Linked DNA regions of Homo sapiens: region 1 is linked to region 2. A link is a loop called in an ENCODE intact Hi-C map of the cell type or tissue named here. Cell type or tissue: sigmoid colon. All regions are shown on one strand. Links, peaks and the distances in the headings refer to the core of each region. The heading gives the core; the rest is flanking DNA.

The links. A loop is a pair of places that touch in the nucleus more often than their neighbours do. Peaks named below come from ENCODE experiments on the same cell type or tissue, not always from the same donor. Only the 100,000 strongest peaks of a DNase experiment are listed, where the experiment ranks them.
Region 1: a loop joins it to region 2, with 4 times the contacts of the local background. A loop is called at or near these places in 3 of 110 quality-filtered maps.

Annotation. Positions count from the first base shown.
Region 1 is chr2:66,689,844-66,692,771 of GRCh38, forward strand. LINC01798 (long intergenic non-protein coding RNA 1798) reads left to right here. Exons shown (of 6, transcript NR_110156.1): 5 at 1,829-1,880. Among named protein-coding and RNA genes, the nearest start is that of LINC01797, 12 kb to the right of the region's middle. In sigmoid colon, for the core only: no CTCF peak of the experiment used is centred there; a DNase peak (open chromatin) is centred at 1,534; H3K4me3 peaks cover 2,500 bases.
Region 2 is chr2:67,844,863-67,847,790 of GRCh38, forward strand. No RefSeq gene overlaps it. Among named protein-coding and RNA genes, the nearest start is that of LINC01812, 21 kb to the left of the region's middle. In sigmoid colon, for the core only: a CTCF peak has its summit at 1,787 (motif pointing left); a DNase peak (open chromatin) is centred at 1,669; H3K4me3 peaks cover 489 bases.

The sequences.
Region 1 (2,928 bases), core at 196-2,695, 1.2 Mb before region 2:
TCACTTTTGGAATGGAGTGCATTTATGCCTTCAAAAAGTTGGCCTCATTTTCTGAAGCTGAAATCCTTTTGATCATAATTACTTCTGACCTAAAATTACCCACAGTCACCATACAATGCCACGCTGGGACAAAAAAGAAATACATATTGTAAGTATCTGATAACAGATATAAACTATCGGCCAACTTAAATAGTATCATTAATTAGACTAGGATGAAACTATACAACTATATATTTCTGAATATAACATTTAATCATTATTATTATTCTTTTGGTGCAGTGGTTGGGGCCGTTGTCATAAATGCTAAAATAAGAGTTGTTAAAGTATATTGAAGTATAAATGATAAAGACCTGAGAACTTTGCATAAAAATGAGAATCAGATGAATGACTGCATTGATGTAGTTATTTCACCACCTGTTTTGAAGTCAAATTTTATATGCAAATGTCTTAAAACCAGATATGATTGTGTATTCTTAAATACGTTGGAGAGCTGTGGCATTATTATGATTTGTAGACAGAATCTCTCATGTTAGATATGTTTGGATGGACATATTGAATGGTCTCTTAGTGCCTTCTGGATCCCAGGGATCCAGAGTGTATTTCAGGTCCTAAAAATGGACATTTTTGACAGTCAGAACCCCCAGTACTGCACTGAATATCTGTTTTTTTATGGGTTGAATTCCCAATATCGAAATTACGTTAAATTTTAGTTGCTGAGCCAGATCCTTTAGACAAGAAATACTGGCTTCCAGTAATCAGGATTTAATTTCTAAATTTTCAAGTCATGAATGCTCAAAGGAGGTTTTATGAAATGTACCTGAAATTGTAAATGAATCCCACGTAGACACTTAAATTGAGAAATTGTTGCTAAAAATTTTAAATTAAAACGACAAGATAATTTGGACTGACGTACATTAGAAATCATAAAAATGGAAGTTTGTTAACTTTAAAATGAATATTTTAGTCAACAAATAAAATTCTAAAACAGACGTTTTCACATGCACATATTAAAAGGCATAAACCTTTAGCTAGGGTCACGTATCTATTAAAACGGTCTTGATTTTAATGGTGTCTCTAATTTGGAAAGTAATTTCAGATTCTTAGCCAAGAAGAATCTTGCTTGAACTTTACTTTTCTAGGCTGTACATATACCAGAGAAACATGATCATTTAAATTCTAAAGGATGTTTGTTTCTTTTAATAGCATAGCAGAGAATTAATGGCATGGGGGAGGGGGACGTGACAACTTAACCTGATGTTTGATAGCTGTTTACTTATGAATGTGTGCCACAGATTTCAGTGTCTGTAAAAGAAGGGGAAATAAACAAACCGATGGCTTTTAGGGAACTTAAGACACATGGAAGAAAGTGCTTAGAAGGCTATTGAAATATTTACAAAACAAATCATTTACATTAACTTTCTTATGTGTAGAAACTGGAGTGCCCATGAAAAGACAGAGCCAATTTTGGCTATGAGAAGTATTTCAGCATCAAAATGGTTAACAGTATTATAGCTTCAAAAGAGCCTATTGGCTCACCCTCAAGGATGCCCTGCAGTTGTTGTTAAAGTCATCAGATGAAGCTAGCCTTCTCAGCTAGCCTTCAGATTTGTCTGCTAACAGTAAAAATACTATAATAAATCGGTAACATATGTTGCCAGGCAAGGAAAAGTGATATAAATAAAGAGACTGGGAGACCCAAACCAAGTACAATGTGAAAAGAATTTAAATTTCAATCTATTTGCTGGCTAATTACCATTTGAAAAGTAATTTGAAAGTTTTACTGTTATTTGCTGATATTCTTCCTCATTTTTCTTTTTTTCCTCTTCAGATTGCATTCTTACCCAAATACTCTTCGTGATTGCCTGCTTTGCGGCTTTGGGGTAAGTCCCAGTTTTCCACAACCTTAAGAAAAAAATGCATAACATAAAAGATGCCAGAAAGACTTATGTGTCCTGATAGTCGGGGTCTGTGAAATATACATGGGTTTGTTACGGGGGTGGGAGGCATAATGAAATAAAGAAAAGCGATTTGTTTCTGCAAGGATCAAAAGTGTGCGAAAGTGTGCATATGCAAACGAGGCTCCCATCAGGAAAGCCACCTCTGGAATGTAAATGACAAAGCTTGGAACACACACAATCAATTATTTTCACCAGCATTTAAAATATAGAAAACAAAATCTGCTTTGGGAATTGACTGAATATTTTATTTAGCTTTTTTTATTGAGACATCCTTTGAAAAATGGCATAATATAAATAGTTTTACAAAGCAACAATATAATCAATCTCTAAACTAGAATATAAATCAAGGATTTCATTAACTGCTGGTAGCCAGTTTAAATTGTAGTCTTGTCCATAATGTCTATCTATCTATGTATGTCCAAGTTATATTAAAAACCTTTAAATGGCTTTGTAATATCAGCTACATCTAGCTATTATAATAATTAATGGTACTGTTTTATAAATCAATACATGTATTCTTGATAAATTCATATCCAGTTAATGGTGTAATTTAAATAAAAAATTAATGTAATAAAGGACATACAGAAGCGGGCAGGAAATCTTTAAAGGTTAAGAGCCAAATTTGTCTAAATTCATTTTTAACCTGTTTTGGAAAAGTTTATATTTAAAATCAGCTGAGACTTACCTTGTTTCTGTAAAACTAATCTTGCCATTTCTGGTGGTATCTAGTATTAAATTTGTAAGGTGTTTTCTGACGTTGTTTTAATTACGTAGTTACAATACTGTGGAATATTTTACTGTCGTTGCACTATTTTGTGACTATTGCATATTCTTTAGTAAAATAGAACAAAACAAACTAAAAACATCACACCAGCAATTTATTTTTAATACACAAATGCATGTAAATGATTTATTTTTTGAAAATCTCCAAAACTATACACACATTTTATTTAAGGGGAAAAATGACTGA
Region 2 (2,928 bases), core at 260-2,759:
AAGGATTGTCCTGAACAAATAAGAAGGGCTAGAGGGGAGTGAAAGTGCGAAGAAACCACTATAAAAGGAGGTAACCGTCATAGTCTGAAAAGTAAGCTACTTTATTTTAAAATCCTTCTGGGAAACTACCATGCTATTATGTGTCAAAAAGCCGTAAGTAATCATAGCCTGCAGATTTATCTCAATATTTCTCCAAAAAGGAAATAATGTATGGTATGAAGATATTCATTGTAGTATTTTATGATAATGAAAAATCCTAAACATTCTGAGTACCCAAGGATAAGGATACAGATTAGCAAATTATGGTATATCCACTTAGAAGATTGTACATTCACTGAAAATGATCATTATAAAAATTAGGTGGCAAGTTGGAGAAAATGCCCATCAAAAAATACTAACCTAAAAAAAAGCAAGTTATGAAATTATATGAATGTTAACATTAAATGTATATTAAATATGTTTCTGTGGAACAAATAAGAAATCCTTATAATTGAAAATATTTGTATGACAGTCTCTATTTTAGCGACTTTGTATGGCAGTACCATAGTATTTAGAAAATTATTTTCTAATTTACAAGCAGTGAGCCCTGCTGGTTCCTCATCTTCAGCCTTCAGTCTTCACCTAGCATACGTCTTTTGCTCAGAAATGTAACTTCCAGTAACAAGCTGAAATTCCTGCTTCCCAGGAAAACCCACTGAAACCCAAACTCTCAGGGCAACATCTCCTCCTCCACTACAAGCCGTCTGCCTCTATGTCCATCCTACCTGAGGACAACTTGGACCGTTCAGAAACCAAAATGGATGGATTCCTGGAAGCTCCAACCCAACTAAGAAAGAAGCCAGACACCCCCAGCAGCAGATGGTTTAGTCTTACAGTTTTTATTTATTTTCTCTACACACCAGGAGAGGTTAGCTGATCAACTGGTGAGGAAGAGGGGGTGGGGGCTGGCCTTCTCTGCTTAAGAAAATGTCTGTTTGGCAGTGTGGCATTCACACGGGCGAAATGTCACATCTTTTATGCCACCGGTCCAGGGGAAGCCCTGCCAGGGGAGTTTTTATCAGTGTAATTAACACAAAGGCCCCCTTCTGTCTTAAAAACACAAGCCTTGGGGACACCGTAAGATGAACTGGCCATTGTTTCTGCACAGCACAAAAACTCCTTCCCCACTCCCACCCCTCCATCCCATTTATGGGGTTTCATTAAGGCCCACGGGTGTCCCTAACTTATTTATTTAGGAAACACTGTTATTGTCTTAATGTAAACAGAACTCAAGATCAGTTGACAGTTGGAATGGTCCAGCAAAAAGGTTTTCAAAGGCGCCTCCTTGGAAAGGGGTCTCTCCATTCAGCCCCCAGTTCCTGTATCATACTGCCAGCACTGTTCACAAAATAAACAAATGTTTGTTTTACAACATGGCAAAGGGGGCTCCCATTCAACGCTGGCCAGATATGAAAACAAACTTTCACATATAAGGGCTTTTGATACACATGACTTACTTGGATGACAAGGGGCTCGGCTGGGGAGTGCTTAAAGCTTATTAATATTGCACAAAAGACTTTTGTTTATCATTTCGCCGGACTGCCTGGGAATCACAAGACTCAAGCCGCCACCCGGCTGGTGTCCTCGCATTTCAGCAGCCGTAACGTGTGGAGATTGCGAAAGCACTGCTGGTTTGAAGCCAAAAACAACCTCTCCACAGACCCAGGTGAAAGAACTCCAAACTGCCGGCCTCTGAGAACCAGACTTGGAATTTATTAAGAGTAAAGGGCCAAGAGCTCCCCCTACGGGTAGAAAAAAAAATGGATGCCTTGAACCTGCCTGTTTGCAAGGGGGTAACTTCCAGAAAACGTGGAACCCACAGCCTGACATTTCTTCTAGGGACATTTCTTCTTCTATTCAAAAAGCCTGGGTCTCTGGAGAACAACTTTTCCTTTTTCTAGTTGACCAGCTCTATTCCCAGAACGTCTAACGAGACATTAGCACTCTAAAACACTCATGATCAAAAATCAGTCCTTTAAAAAATAATAATAATAATCAGTTATTTAGGCACTGGTTTGTTAAACTGGGAAGGGAATAGAGTAAATCAGATACGATCTCTGCCCTCTAGACTTACTCTGTCCAATACAGGAGTCACCAGCCACGAGTGGCTATTGGCCACTTAAAATGTGGCTAGTCCAAATTGGGATATTCTGTAAAAAAAAAAAAAAAAAAAAAAAAAAAAATGTATAAAATATCTCATTGATTTTTCACATTGACCACATGTTGAAATGATAGTATTTGGGATAAATTGGGGTAAATTAAATATATTAAAGTCAATTTCACCTTTTTTAATGTGGCTGCTAGAAAATTTTAAATTATGCATCATACACATTAGATCATATTTCTACTGGACAGTGCTGTCTAGACAGTTATATAATTATTAAGGCTTGTAAAAAATAGTGAAATCTTTAGCCCATGATATTAGTGATTTGTGCCAGCTGAGTTGATTTTTTTCTTAAGTACATTTATTCAATTCATTTACCAGAATCTCCTGAAAAAAGGGGAAAGTTAAAAAAAAAAAAATACACACACACTATGGCAGGCTTCCCTGCAAATTTTAGTTTGTTTTATTTAAATCTCAGCAAAATGGAAGTAAAGACTAGGGTTTGGGTTAAGGTCACATATGTTGAAAAAAAAAAAAAAGGTTTCAAAAGGAAATATGTATTTTATCTTTACAAACCCCTTCCTTCTGGCTATACTCTTTGTGTATTTAACTACAAGTAATTCCAAGAGGAAAAAATTCCTTCTACCAGAACCATCTTGCAAATTTGTTTTCAGGTCATTAGACAGAAGACATTTACTTTTTCCCTCCTCTCACAACTTCACCTACCTACTCAATCCCGGTTTTTAAGCAAATTTGGGATATGTAAGATAAATAGGATTATGTGA